Linked DNA regions of Homo sapiens: region 2 is linked to region 1. A link is a loop called in an ENCODE intact Hi-C map of the cell type or tissue named here. Cell type or tissue: heart left ventricle. All regions are shown on one strand. Region 1 overlaps LTBP1 (latent transforming growth factor beta binding protein 1). Region 2 overlaps LTBP1 (latent transforming growth factor beta binding protein 1).

What was found. Hi-C counts contacts between places; a loop is a spot of excess contacts. Peaks named below come from ENCODE experiments on the same cell type or tissue, not always from the same donor. Only the 100,000 strongest peaks of a DNase experiment are listed, where the experiment ranks them.
Region 2: it touches region 1 in a loop (2.1-fold over the local background); 34 of 110 quality-filtered maps call a loop at or near these places.

Annotation. Positions count from the first base shown.
Region 1 is chr2:33,011,812-33,019,811 of GRCh38, reverse strand. The region is part of intron 2 of LTBP1 (latent transforming growth factor beta binding protein 1); the gene reads right to left. Among named protein-coding and RNA genes, the nearest start is that of LTBP1, 69 kb to the right of the region's middle. RefSeq lists an enhancer at 4,076-4,370. In heart left ventricle, no CTCF peak of the experiment used is centred here; no DNase peak of the experiment used is centred here; H3K27ac peaks cover 4,122 bases.
Region 2 is chr2:32,951,060-32,959,059 of GRCh38, reverse strand. All of the region lies in intron 2 of LTBP1 (latent transforming growth factor beta binding protein 1), which reads right to left. Among named protein-coding and RNA genes, the nearest start is that of LTBP1, 8.1 kb to the right of the region's middle. In heart left ventricle, no CTCF peak of the experiment used is centred here; no DNase peak of the experiment used is centred here; H3K27ac peaks cover 1,194 bases.

The DNA.
Region 1 (8,000 bases):
CAGGAGGTCGAGGCTGCAGTGACCGTGATCACAGCACTACACTCCAGCCTAAGCAACAGAATGTAACCCAATCTCAAAATTAAAAATTTAAAAAGAGAAGTTATCAGGGCTGTGGGTCATTGGTAGAGTAAGTAGGTTTTATGATAGGCAAGGTCCCTTAGAAGTTTAGATGCTACTGGCTGGGCACAGTGGCTCACGCCTGTAATCCTAGCACTTTGGGAGACGGAGCCCGGTGGATCACTTGAGGTCAGGAGTTCGAGACCAGCCTGGTCAAAATAGTGAAACCTCATCTCTACTAAAAATACAAAAACTAGCCGAGTGTGGTGGCAGGGGCCTGTAATCCCAGTTCTCGGAAGGCTGAGGTAGGAGAATCACTTGAACCCAGAGGACAGAGGTTACAGTGAGCCGAGATGGTGCCACACATTGCAGCCTGGATGACAGAGGGAAACTTGGTCTCAAAAAAAAAAAAAAAAAAAAAAAAAAGAAGTGTACATGCTACTGACTTAAGTTTTATTATGTAATGTCATAAGCTTATGGCCATGATTCCTTCAGTCCCTTCTTTATTTGTTCAAATACATTTACTATGCTGCCCTGTTGCTGTCAGCTCACCTTTTACATAAACTGTTGGTCCTGAGGCAGATCACACTATCAAGTCTCCCATAAAGTTCAAAACAAGCTTCAGTCCACAAAGCAATTACAAAATAGACAAGCAAAACGAACAACAGGAGACTCAGTTATGAAGATCCAAAAGACCAAGACCTAAAAGCCTCAAAACCTATTGATTTTCTATAAAAGAGACAAAATAATTTTCCCATCTTCCTACAATATGATGCCTATTCGTTACAGCAAGTAATGATTTTTCTAAAATGGCCCTTGGGTGTCAGAATACCAAGCTGACAAATTTTCAGAAAGTTGGGAAGGATTCTCTAAAAGAAAAAAAAAAATGGAGCCAGCTCCCTAGGTGACCTTGGAGTAAGCCACTTAACCCTGGCCTCTGCACTTGTGTGTGTTTGGGGGTTATGAGGAGGGCAGCAGCGATTTGTTCTAAAATGGTCTCCACAATATGAGAATAAAGGCTGTTCCCACACTCTGCTTCTAGAATTCTAGTTCAAAAGCTCTGTGTTTCTAGAATTCAGAATTCTAACTATCAGAGTTTCCTGACCAACTGAGCAAACTTTGTTGCTATATCTGAGATGCTGTCCTGGGTCCCTGCTCAGCCATGGTTATTTCTGGAATGTCACAGGAATGGGAATGGGATCCACCCAAGAGAACAGAAGTGGCCACAGCAAGGACTGAGCTGGGCTTTCAAAGCTGTGCCTTGGCCTGAGCTCACCACCCAGGCCCTTTCATGTGTGCCTTCTCATCATGCTTTCAATTAGAAACATGTTTCTTTTTAACATCTGAGAATGATTTCCGCTTCTCCTCCCGCCCAAGGTACACTGCAAATGTGTTTTCTACCAGGAAGGCTGTTTGGTGCAAAAGCTGGCACCTAGGGGGAGGCCAAGGACTGACATCCTCCAATGTACCACCAAGAATGAGCCGCAAGAACCTGTTTTAAGGAAGACATGGATGGTTAGCATTTTTTTTTAACTCTTCAAATTTTTCATGTGGTAGGGTAAGGGGGGTGGGGAGACAGTCATAAAAGTTAAAAAAAAAAAACTTTGAACTTACAAATATTTTCTACTGGAAGAAAAGTAAAGAACGTGTTATATAATATTACAGCTATGTATATAATACCTCCCTTTGTAGTACATTTTAAAAGGACAATTAGGAGAATGAAAAGACAATTTTCTCTTCTACCTACCCTACCTAGACTCAGACAGGTGCCCCCTAGAGCACGGAGATGAGGAGGGGCTGGATTGAACTGGAGGAGGACAGATTCCCTAACTCCCAAGAGAAGCCCGTCATCTGACATAAAAAGCAAAACTTGTACTTTGGGAGGCCGAGGTGGGCGGATCACAAGGTCAGGAGATTGAGACCATCCTGGTTAACACGGTGAAACCCCGTCTCTACTAAAAATACAAAAAATTAGCCAGGCGTACTGGTGGGTGCCTTTAGTCCCAGCTACTCGGGAGGCTGAGGCAGAAGAATGGCGTGAACCCAGGAGGCGGAGCTTGCAGTGAGCCGAGATAGCGCCACTGCACTCCAGCCTGGGCGACAGAGCAAGACTCCATCTCAAAAAACAAAACAAAACAAAACAAAACAACTCATGTCCTTCTATCACATTTATCAAGCCCCTTTTCCTACAATATTTGGGCCCATGCAGTAGCAGTTCTTACATGGCAGCAAGCATCAGTGGTTCTCACAGTATGGTGCCCAGGCCGGCAGTATCATCCGGGAAAACTTTGAAACTACATATCCTTGGGCTACCCCAAGCCTGCTAAATCTGAAACTGGAGCCCAGCAATCAGTGACTGCCCTCCAAGCGACGTCGATGCACACTCAGGTTTGAGAATCACTGACACACAACATCTGGAAACAGGTCTTCCAGCAGCAAGTTTCTGAGGACTTATATTTTTATACTTGCAAGCTTTCATGCTGTAATTGCTTTTAGGCTACTGAATTCTTGGCTATGATAAAAGTGTTTTATCTTGCCATTTTTATTGCAATTTTAGATGTCATTTTCCATATCTATACATTGCCAAAAGTCTACACATTTGTCCCCATCTACTTCATGGCCAATGCAAAAATTCATAGCATTTACGTGAAAACTTATTATAACTAAGGTGTTGGACTATGTGGAATATTATAAATATTGTCACAGAAGTACCTTTTATTTTTATTTATTTATTTTTTGAGACATAGTCTTACTCTGTCACCCAGGCTGGAGTGCAGTGGCACGATCTTGACTCACTGCAACTTCTGTCCCTCAGATTCAAGCAATTCTCCTGCCTCAGCCTCCCAAGTAGCTGGGATTACAGGCATGCATGCCCAGCTAATTTTTGTATTTTTAGTAGAGATAGGGTTTCGCCATGTTGGCCAGGCTGGCCTTGAACTCCTGACCTCAGGTGATCCACCCACTTCAGCCTCCCAAAGTGCTAGGATTGCAGGCATGAGCCACTGCCCCCAGCCAGCCAGAAGTACTTTTTAATTTAATTTTATTTTTTTTCCCATCAGTTGATTGCTTTTTCCTGGCCAGCACTGTGCTGTGGTTCAGCTCGATGAGTGGAGGCTGAGTGGAGGCTATATCAAGATCTTATCAGTGGATTGGGCGGTGGTTCTCAGGCTTGGCTGTACATTAGAATCACCTGGGGAACTTTTAAAACTCCCCAAACCCAGGCCTAACTCCAAACAGATTAAATCAGAATCTCTAGCGGGGGAGGGCTCCAGGCTTCAGTACTTTTTTAACTCCCCAGGTGACTGAAATATACAGCCAAGTCTGAAAAGTAGTGGGTTAGGAACAAAAACCTAATCCAGGCTTGCGGACAGACTAGTCTTCTAAAACGCTACTCTTTGAATCATTTTTTTCCCTTTCATTCAAAAACTTTCCACACATTTTAGCTGACCAAGGGTAAATGTTAAGGCCATCTACATCTAACCCAAACCCCCTTTTCCACCCTCACTTCTCACTGGTCTACCCCTGCAGAAGCTCACCCAACCTCTGGGATTCCCACCTCCTTGTCTCTGCACAGAGGGAGCCCTATGCAGGAGCACAGGCCCCTCAATCCAATGAGAACAATTAAAACCTCCAATGCCTTCAAGCCCACCCTTCTCCCACCCTTCTGTATGAAGTCTCTCCCAAATGTCCACTGACAGGGTTTGGTATGAGTCCTACCAAATCTCCTGTTGAATTATAATCCCCAGAGTTGGAGGTGGGGCCTGGTGGGAGGTGACTGGACTATGGGGCAGAGTTCTCATTAATGGGTTAGCACCATCCCATCCATGCCGTTCTTGCAATAGTGAGTGAGTGGGTGATTCTGAGATCTGGTTGTTCAAAAGTGTGTGGCACCTCCCCACTCTCTCTCTTCCTCCTCCTCTGGTCATGTTTTGTGCCTTGCTCCCCATTTGCCTCATGCCATGATTGGAAGTTTCCCGAGGCCTCCCCAGAAGCACAAGCTGCTATGCTTCCTGTACAGCCTGCAGAACCATGAGCCAGTTAAACCTCTTTTCTTTATAAATCGCCCAGTCTCAGGCATTTCTTTATAGCAGTGTGAGAAGTGACTAACAGACCCACCCACCCAGCCCTATCACGACCTTTGTACCATCTGGCTCTTGTCCACTGTCATCATTCACATTCCACATGCTAGTCAACTTCTTACAGTTCTCTCCTATTTGCCAACTAGGTTATAAGCTGTGAGGTCAGTTAAGTGACTTATGCAGAACTTTCTGTAGCCTGGGATAGGAGCCTAAACTTGGTTGACTGACTGATATAAACATAGAGCCACTACTTTCCAAATGATGCTGGGGGATTTAAGGACGTCTATAAAGGAAAGATGGCCAATGGTCTCTTAATTCATTACATGGTAACATCTACACTTGCAGACTTGATTTGCGATTTATTCAATCAAGCAGTCTCCAATCCTTCAAAGCAGATGTTTTTCCATCAAAATTAAATTCAAGTAAACTCTGCAAAGACACAAAGTCTGCAGTGACATTTAACCTTATGTTATAGTTACAGATAGAAACAGGTTCAGAAACCAGATCCAATGTGTTGTAGAGGAACTCTGAAGAGTAGCGACAGTGAAGCAAACTGGTCAAGGTCAAAGAGAAGAGAACATCACAAGGGGCATAACATTTAGGAGGTTATTGTAGGCACTTAGGAGATTGAGTCCAGCCTGTGCAACATAGCAAGACCCCATCTCTTAAAAAAAAAAAAAAGTGGCCAAAACTGCCACCAAGACAGCGATAAACTCAGATAGTGGGCTTGCAGAAAGCCCACTGACATCAAGATCTAGGTGAGCAGGTTAAGCAACAAAACCCTACACCATCCTGGCTACCAGGTTGGTCTTCTGAAAATACTTTCATCATTTGAAACAGTCAAAATTGAGTTAATTCTCAATCTGTGCGCCAAGTACTAAAGAGTCTCAGATGTCTTTCACATTCGTATCTACTCCAGTTTGACAAGCTGATCCTAGAGTTCTTTAAAAGTTCAGTGATTGTATTTTTAGGAAGTAACCCATGCCCTGAAGCTCAGCTTCTACTGTTTTTAATTCTAAAAAAGTAACCCTTAGTTATATTTAAAACTTGTCTCAGTCCACACAGTGCAAACAGTGTGACTCTCTGCCCCTTGCCTTTCTCTCCAAACAAGTTGCAGCATGTCTACCGCATGTGTCCTGGGGAGAAATGTGAGTCTAACTGTGTCTTCTGTGATCAGAGACAGCAGGTGAGAAATTGCTTTGCTGTGTGTGTCTTCACAGTAATTCCCAGCTGCCCTTTGAAGTCATTCAATAACACTAAGTGATATCAGATCACAAGAAATATAGCATGAGGTCACACATTTTAGTCTACTCTGTCTGCTTGCTCCTTGTACCAAATCCAAATAAATGCTGTTGTTTCGTTGTAAATGTCTCTGGGTTAGCCTCCTCCAAAATCCCTAAAGAGAAAAAAAAATTAGCATAACATCCCAATGCCTTTTCTATCCAGTCTCCTGGAATAATGAAGAATTCCACATAATGAAATTTTCTAAATACGTGGACCATGCCCATCAATCACCAATATATTTAATAAATCTTTACAGGTCTTTCATCCTTATGAAAATCTATTTGAAACCTGTGAGGGATGGGTGTTTGCTTTCATTGTTCTCTCTCTTCCCTCTGAGTCAGATCGTCAAGTCACACAAGCATTCTTTCCACCCTATTTTCCTACCCTATTTGCCTTTCTAATCTTACGAGTAACAACTTCACCAACCAGATAGTTGAGCATAGCAAAAATTAAAGGGACTACAAGTCACAAAGGCTGGGTACAGAATCTCATGTTTCATTCAGGAGTTTAATGCCTTTATGTCAAGTACACAGCCCCAGAATTCCCAGCTCCCCAAGAGCTGTGTTCTGGAAGCTTGAAGTTTTCTAAACCTAAGCTCAGCAGGAGTGGTTGTTAACCATGTGATGTAATTTAAAATAGGTGGTCAGCTGGGCCCAAACACACTCTTCCCAATACCGTCAATAGTTGTAAAAGCACTCACAGAATATAACGTAATTAAATCACAAGTCCTGTAATACAAAACAACCAGCAGTTTTCCTGGATTGTTTCTGATCTTATCACTGCCATGTATAACTTTTTTTAATCACAGGCATTCAATGAAAAAAAAGAAAAAGTTAAAATATCTATCTACAGTTTAGTGTATATAAGCATTTAACATTAATTAAAATAGCAAAAGGGAAAAAAATAACCCAGAAAAAAAATTTTTCTGAAAATGCTATTATATAAAAAAAATTAATAAAAGTTGCCTTTAACAAAGGAAGACCAAAATCAAAAAATGAAAAAAAGAACAGAAATAGATAATTTAGACAGAGGGAAATGAAATTAGTAAAGAAACTTATAGGGTAATGTCCAAATTAACAAAGTCATCAAAAGAGATGAACACTAAAACAAGGAGATACATCACGGCTAATTTTTTAGAAAATATAAATATTAGTACTAAGTGCTGCAAAGGAGGTAAGGAATATGGTACAAGCCTTTTTAGAAAGCAGTTTAACAATATGTTTCAAATATTTCAGTAGCCTCATTTTTAGAAATTTATTCTAATAATCAAAAAAAGGAAATAACTGGGCATACATATATGTAGGTGTCCACAGCAGCGCTATTTGTGCCAAGAAAAAATTTAAAAGAACCATAAAGGTTGAGTAGAATATGGTATTAACAGCCATTCAAAATTAGAACTATAAAGTGATACTACCAGCTTTTAAAGCATTGATAAAGTGAATTAAAACACGTTATTTCATTATTCACTGCCATTCACTCCTTAAGCACCTTCTCTAATAGTATAATTTTACTTTGTGCATTCATGCTAGTATATATGTATGATGAGTACATATTTTGAAAAATCTTGGGTTTTACAGACTGTAAACTATTATGCACATATATTGTTATAACTGTTATCTTTAGAGTTCATTCAAAGGAAGACAATACCTTTCTAAATAATCTTTAAATTTGTTTTAATCCCATCCATGTTATCTTTATTCATCCAATTGAGCCCCCTCTTAAATGCCTGCATTGTGCCAAGAACTGCAGACAAAAGATGGAGACAAATTTCTTGCTCTCAAGTAGATCAGAGTCCAATAGGAAAGACACAAGTACAGAAAAAGAATCACCATACAGCTACGTGTCATAATAACAAAGGTGTAGAAAGAGGAACATGGCGGCCTTAATTGGACAATTGGCAAATATTTGTGAGTTATTATATTCAAGGGACCATAAAGGATACAAAGAATTCTTAGAAATGGTTTGTTTCCTTGAGGAGCTACTACCGAGCCTGAGAGAAAATCAAAAAATGTGACTACACACCTCCTTGCCCAAGCTCATCTACTGATGAGCAGACACGTACAAGAGGGAGCTATGCTCTGGGGTCACAGAGATTTGAGTGTGAAGCCCCCCCCACCCCATCCCAGCTCTGTGCCCTTGGGCAAGTGGCCAAGTTTGACTCATGCCTTATTCATTCAACAAAATACTGAGTGACAATTCTATGCTCAATTTTGCACCAGGCACTGTCATACGCCCTGTGGCTAGAACTGGAAACAGAGATGATGTTTTTACATCATCTCTGCCCCTTGGCATTCACAACCCAGCCAGGGAGACCCCACAGGGAAAGTAATTATAACTATTACCAGTCTTTCGGAAAGAGAAGAGGAGTGTCTGATGGGGGGTGATCACAGTGGGGGTCAGGGAGTTAGGAAAGACCTCCCTGAGACCATGAATTTAACCAGGAGACCTGAAATCGGAGAGAAATAAATAACACACGGACCAGGCCAAATGTCAGTGTTAAAATCTGCCACAGAGCAGCAAAATGGGAATAGACCCCACTGATTCAGGATTTATGTTTCATAAGCGATCAGGTTTGGGAGG
Region 2 (8,000 bases), 61 kb after region 1:
GTGGAGTAAAAAAGCCACAGGGAATAGTGTAGTTGGCCAAGAGCAGTATTTGGGGATCTAAAATTACAGGGAAAATCATACAACATTCATTTTACTTAGTCCCAAATCTCTATCAGATGATGATGTTGAACAGAAAGATTCTAAAATTGGCAAGGAGAAAGGAAAAGTCATCTCAAAGTTTGGGCCATGCCAGAGCAGCCTTACAGAGCAAAGGCAGGAGGAAACAGAGTAAGGTGTTGTGCCCTTGAAAAAGCTGTCACAATCAGCAGTGTCTGCTGGGCAAGGAAAAGTACAGAGAGAAAAAGCAGGAAAGAAAAACAAGTGGAAATTATTGCCAAAAGGTGAGAGTAAACAAAGAAAAGAAAAAGAATTCTTTCTATAGTATTTAGAGGACAGCATTAGCAACATCGCAAAATCAGAAATGCTACTTCGACTCAACTCCATTCTATTCCTAGGTAGCATTTGTACTGTGGCACTTGTACTGTGGCAAAGCAAGGGACCTGCTTCCCAGGAGCTCAACGCTGATGAAGGGACAGATGCCTCTTCTACCTGGCTCAGCCATACCCAGAGCCAACTAAGAGTGAAATCAGAGTGCTTAGGGAGCATCAAATAGAATCTGCTTAGGGAGCACCAAACAGGATCAGCCCCCAAGGATCTTAGAAGAGGGGCATGGAAGAAGCAGTGGTACCCAGGAGGAAGTGGTCCTGAGCAGACAAATGAAAGGTGCTGAGAGCTCATTTTTGTCAATTACTGTGCAGGGGCCCTGCTCTCTATGCGTTTTTAATGTATTACCTAATGCAGCCCCGTAGCAAGCCCCTGGATGATGACAGAGACCATCATTATTCCTATTTTGTGAATGGAGTTAACTTAGCCCTGCTTCAGGTCTCAAGCTTGACTGTCCGAGATTACACAGTGAGAAAGTATTAAGGTCAATTAGGAGCTCCGTATTCTAATTCCAAAGACTGAACTTCCAACCACTGAGCCATACTGCCTGTCATTCAGGACAAACCAAACTGAGACCAAGTAAGGGGAGGAAGAGGAGAAAGGCAACAAAAGCAGGTAAGATAGAAGGGAGAGGAGAGGAGTAAGCAGTGGCACTTCCTTCTTATAACCACACAGTCTTGGGGTCTCGATGGCAATGTATGCACAGAATTGCAGTATCCAATGGACTGTGTCTACATGACGTGCTCAATCCGTAACAGGCAGGAAAAATTAACAGACACACATCAGTATATGCATGTACAGGCAGACCTCATTTTATTTTGCTTCACTTTACTGCACTTCACAAACACTGTGTTTCTTACAAATGGAAGGTTTGTAACAACCTTGCATGCAGCAAGTCTACTGGCAATATTTTCCCAACAGCAAGTGCTCACTTTCTGTCTCTGTGTCACATTCTGGAAATTCTCGTAATATTTCACACTTTTTCATTATTAATGTGTCTGTTACAGTGATATGTGATCGGTGATCTTTCATGTTACCATTGTAATTGTTTTGGGGCACCACAAATCATACCCAATATAAGACAGAAAACTTAACTGAGAAATGTTGTGTGTGTTCTGACTGCTCCACCGACCAGCCGTTCCCTCATCTCTCTCCCTTTCCCTGGGCTTCCCTATTACCTGAGACACAACAATATTGAAATCAGGCTAATTAATAACCCTACAATGGCCTCTAAGGGCTCAAGTGAACGGAAGACTCACAGATCTCTCACTTTAAATAAAAAGCTAAGTGAGGAAGGCATGTAGAAAGCCAAGATAGGCCAAGAGCTAGACCTCTTACACCAGCTAGCCAAGTTGTGAATGCAAAGAAAAAGTTCTTGAAGAAAACTGAGGAGAAGTCAATTCCTGGCCTCAATGTTTCAAAGGATGGGCTGACTCTCCTTTTAGGAGCTAACACAGCTGGTGACTTTAAGTTGAAGCCAAAGCTAATTTACCAATCTAAAAATCTCAGGGCCCTTAAGAATTATGCTAAATCTGCTTCGCCTGTGCTCTGTAAATGGAACAACAAAGACTGGATGACAGTCTGTGTGTTTACAGCATGGTTAACTGAATGTTTTAACCCCACTGTTGAGACCTATTGCTCAGAAAGGTTCTTTTCAAAATATTACTCCTCACTGACTATGCACCTGGTCACCTGTAAGCTGTGATGGAGATGTACGTGGAGATTAACGTCATTTTCATGCCTGCTAAAATATCATCCATTCTGTAGTCCATGGGTCAAAGAGTAATTTCAACTTTCAAGTCTTCTTGTTTGAGAAATACATTTCATAAGGCTATAGCTGTCATAGATAGTGATTCCTCTGATGGATTTGGGCAAAGTAAATCGAAAACCTTCTGGAAAGGATTCACCATTCTAGATGCCATTAAGAACATTCATGATTTACGGGAGGAGATTAAAGTATCCACATTAACAGGAGTTTGGAAGAAGCTGATTCCAGCCCTCATGGATGACTTGGAGGAGTTCAAGACTTCAGTGGAGGAAGTCACTGCAGAGGTAGTGGAAATAGCAAGAGAATTAAAAGTGGAGCCTGAAGATGGGACTGAATTGCTGCAATCTCATGTTCGAACTTGAAGAGATGAGGAGCTGCTTCTTATGAATGAGCAAAGAAGGTGGTTTCTTGAGATGGAATCTACTCCTGGCGAAGATGCTGTGAGCATTGTTGAAATGACAACAAAGAATTTATAATTTTATATAAACATAGATGATAAGGCAGCAGTAGCGTTTGAGAAGACCGACTCCAGTTTTGAAAGAAGTTATACAGTAGGTCAAATGCTATCAAACAGCACTGTATGCTACAGAGAAAGCTTTCACGAAAGGAAGAGTCAATTAGTGCAGCAAACTTCATCATTTTCTTATTTTAAAGAAAGTGTCACAGCCACCCCAACTTTCAGCAACCAGCCATATCAAGGCAAGACCTTCCACTAGCAAAAAGATAATGACTCACTCAAGGCTGACTTGATCATTCCATTTTTTAGTAACAAAATATTTTTAATTAAGGTATACACTTGCCTTTTTAGACATAATGCTATTATTGTACACTTAATAGTCTACAATATAGTATATAAACATGAGTTTTACATGTACTGGGAAACCAAAAAATTTGTGACTCACTTTATTGAGATATTTGCTGGAACTGAACCCTCCATATCTGAGGTATGCTTGCAAATACAACCCTGATGTATTTTTCCATAAGTACGAAAACAACCAATTTGTGTCACACCAACAAATTATGTAATATTTTCTCTCCACTAAGAAAGCAGGAAACCATTAGTAAAACACGCATTTACAGAAAGATAAGACCATAGTTTCTCCTTTATGTATAAATCATTGTACTTAACTACCACATCAGGGAGCTTTTAAAAACATGACCCTGATGGGCAGCTTCTATGTTTGTGTGTACTTTAAAAATTTTGTAATTAAAAAAAATTTGTGGAAAAAAACACCCAAATGTTCCAAAAAATCTTTTTTAAAAGGCACTCTATGTAATCACTGATGCAGCAACAATTTTGCAAATTTCCAGCTCTCGCAAAAATATACATGTATATAACTTTAAAAATTTTGTAATTAAAAAAAATTAGTGGAAGAAAACACCCAACTGTTCCAAAGTGTTTAAATCTTTTTTAAAAGGCACTCTACATAATCACTGATGCAGCAACAATTTTGCAAATTTCCAGCTCTCCCAAAAATACACATATATACTTCAAACATTCAACTAACTAAAGAAAAACTGGATGTAAAAACTGCATGTGCAGCAATCTTTGACTGTATATACATTCTTCAAATCCGAGCTATCCCAATGTTTAGAGGGTTCCTGCCTTGCTTGAGAGGTTTCTCTAAATTGCTAAGCGTTGAGGTTGGCCTTTAAATTCCCACATAAAGGGTCATAAATATTGCCCAGGACTGAGTTCCTTCCAGATCAGTTTCTCAAACTGTGGGCCACCTCCATCAGCATGATTTGGGATGCTTGTTAAAAACCCCAAAGATTTTGATTCAATTTGTTGAATTTAACAACTTTCAACATTTTAACAAACCCTTCCAGTGGTCCCGCTGGACATTCATGTGTAAGAAACACCAACCTAGAATCTCTTTAAAAGAGCCCCAGTAAAAATGGCCAGAGGCATCACCAAAATTACCTGTGGCCAATTCCTCATCTCTCCTAACACCCCCTGGAGCAGCCAGAGCTGCTGCAGTAGAAAAGTAACCAAATTAGATCCACAGTCACAGATTGTGTGGCAGGGGCCCAGTCAAAGCCCCGCCCACCCATCCTTGGGTCAGCTGCTAGGGTTCCCAAGTGCCCCAGGAATGAGCCAACTCTGAATAGCCCATCTCTCCAACCTATGTGCAAGGCATCTGCAGGCTTACATCATGAATTGAATTGTACTCCCCCTAGAAAAAAAAAAACAAAGTGTTGAAGTCCTAACCCCAAGTACCTCAGAATGTGACCACTGTTGGAGATAGGTTCTTTACAGAGGTAATCAAGGTAAAATGGGATCATTGGTGGGGGGGGGCGGGGAGTGGAGGCCCTAATACAGTATGACTGATGTCCTTATAAAAAGGGGAAATTTGGACACAGAGACAGACACACACACAAGACAATGTATAAAGACACAGGGAAGAGACGGCCATCTACAGGCCAAGGAGAGAGGCCTAGAACTGCCTTCAGAAGGAAGTAACGCTATCAACACCTTGACATTGGACTTCTGGACTGCAGAACTGTGAGACAATACATTTCTATCGTTCTAAGTCACCCAGCTTGTGGAACTTGTTACAGAAGCCCGAGAAAACTCACATAGCTTGGAAAATCATGATGTGAAGTTAGGCAGTGGAAGCCAATCCAGATAACTGAGGACTGTCAGGACAGTTTTCAGACCAAGACCTCAAGAAAGAATGTCACAGCACTGGATGTCCAGGAAGCCCAGGGCAGTAGGAAGAGCCACAAGATCTGCAGTGGCATCTGAGCACTGCCCCACTGTCTGGAATAGGGTTAATAAAGCATCCCTGCCTCAATGACACTACAGGGTGTGAAGATCAAGAAAATGCTCTCTGTAAGCTCCACAGCACCACACAAGTTACCCCCACCCCATCGGCAGCTCCTCTCTGCTGGACCTGATTTTGGTCCGTATTAAAAGGGTGGTGACATAGCCCTCACACTCCAAGTCGCCTCTGTTCATTGCTAGGAAGGACTGGGAAGCAAAATCTGCACTTTAGGAAAATTTAATTTGAGCTCTCGAACATGTTTGAGTACGTCTGAAATATCCAAGACAACAAATAACAGGGTCAGAAACAGCAAAACCCTGTGGTTGTCAAAGGTCTTTTCAACAAGTCAGGCTTCCTAAGGGCCCAGGGTTCACTGGGCAGCAAAAACTTCGATAAAGCAGAGCAGGCAGGGGGCGGGCGGCATCCTCAGCAGGCCCATGGGCCGGAGGAGGGCTTCATCATGAAGGTTTAAGCACTATTACAGTGTTATGGTTCCTAAATGTGGATTTTAACTAGTCTCGAGAACACATATTTGACCTAGTGTGAACTTGACCTCTGGGTTCCTCTCTCTTCACCGAGGTTGTCTGTGTCACATGACAAGATTCTCCAGCTGACCCTCCCACATGGGGGCCGGGGTGGCCCTCCTAGCAGTTGTCATGGTAAACCTCACTGCAGATCTATTGGCAAAGCAGCTGCCAATGGCCATAGCAGGCATACAAAAAAATATATAATCACTCTGGGCTCGACTCCCAAGTTTGGCAAGCACGATGCCAAGCCAAGAGGGATGGGGGACAGCCTGAGACCGTTCTCTAGGTCACCTGAACTCCAGCCACATCACACCCTCCTGGATGATGCCATCCACCACTGCATCTCTGAGCACCAAGGGTGCATGTGACTCTGTCTCCTTTGCATATAATTTAAGGAAAATGTCTAGAGTTGGGTTTTTTCCCCAAAAGTAGCATGGGCTGAATGCCAATGGAAAAGCAATGGAATATCGATTTTCTGTTTCTTTCTAAGGAGAGAACAAGTCATTTGATGTGCCACGAGTTAAGTGAGTAAAAACAGACCTGCACTCCCTACAGCTGGCTGTGTTTCTCCTCTATTCATAGAACCTGGCACATGGTAAAAGCTAAACAGTAAATGAAAGAACCATCCATGCGTGTATGGAAGGCCTGCAATGTGCCAGGCACCCGCTTTGGATTCGTATCTGCCATCATCTCTCTTCCCTCTACCCCATAACCCTGCCAGCCCAGCCTCACTCTCCTCTCTTTCATTCTTTTGTATTGCCTATTCCCGTGTCCAGTCTTCTCATTAAAGCTGAGCCTACCGGCAATGTCTCTGTCTGGCCTGCACTTACCCTGAGACGGGGGCAAAAAGACTGGCAGAACCAATGCAGGGCATGGGGGGAGGTTCAGTTTGGGCGCAGAAAAAAAAAACTACAAAAATGATAGGAGGCAAAAATGTTACACATCAGGGGTTTAATGCCCCACTTGGAAGACAAAGTCCCTAACCCACAAAACATTCCTTTAAGTGTTAATTCCTTGGAAAGAGCACAAATGTGGTCCATCTCTCCATCTCTTTTGTCCAAAACAGGTAAGGCTATCAAGAGTCATCCAATATTAACTAAAATGACACATCCCACACGATAATTTCGATTCCTAGGGATCCACATACAAATGGTGTCTGGAAAAGGAACATTAACATGCAACCAGGCATCTCTACATTGTGACTGGGCAGCTACAGCCTAGAGGACCACTTTGGTGAGTGCACATATCCATTCTTTGCCCTTGTGTGAGTCTGCCGCTTGCTTGTTCACATCTCTCTGATTTGCAATTTAAGGTTCACTAAATCTTTAGTCTTCAGAAGCATTTGATCATGGTCCATTTAAATTAGGTTTCAATCAACTAAAAACAATCCAGGCTTTCTCAAAGGGATACCTTATTTTCTTCACTGGATTAGGCAAATACTGAACAACATGAACACTTCCAACCTCTTACACAGAAATTTTTTTCGCATCAATTGCACATGACCTATATAAACTCAAATTCTTCATTATCTTCAACATGTAATGACAATTAGAAGACATCCTGGGTTATACATTTAAATGTCCATGCATATTTTATGATGACTATTATAAGGGGGAACTTCATGTGGGCGTATCATTGGTTTTTGTATTCTTATGTGTAATAAACCATACCCAAGTGTAATTGTTCAATCTCCGCATAATAAGGAAGTGAGAGGAGGAAACCACAAACAGAAGAAAACCAAATCATCGACAAAGGAGATAGAATTTACTTGGCTTGATCCAATACTAATCTCTAATATTAATCTTTCTGGTTTCACCAAGGCTTTCATACCCATTTTTTTTCATCTTAATACCTGCAACCATCCTATAAAGAAGGCAAGATTTTAGCACAGTCATTTCTGAGTGGGAAAATACAGGCCAGACAGGTCAAGTGAACTCCCTGAGGCCACACAGCTAGTGAGGGCTGCAGCATTTGAATTTAGGTCTTCTGACCCCAAAGCCGGGGGTCTTTCCTGGCATCACACTACTCAGCCATGGACACAAGGTTTATAGCATCAGCAGGAGCCCCAGTGGTCCCATCTGAAGGTAGAAGGCTCTCTCAGCTCCCTGGATCTCCCAGACACATGCAAAGTAAGTCCCCTCTTTTAAATATCCACCTCAGAGATACATTATTTTGGATCGCACGCTGACCTACCCCAGCATGCCTTTTAAAAACATAATTATTTCTGAAGAGAGCTGTGAATTAAGTTTCTAGCATTTGTACCTAAATTCATTTGTTAAACTGGGAAGTACAGGAAGGTTAATCTTCTGAATGCTGAAAACCACAGAAAAGGAAAGTGATGTCACATTGCTTAGATGCTGGTACTGTCCAAGGGCTACCTCTTAGAAGCCAGCAGGAAAACTTAAGCCAAATGCTGGAAGCATTGGTTGTAGGTACCGTAAGATTAAACCAACATAGCAACTTCCTCTAGAGCCCTGTAAGTAACTTCAACAC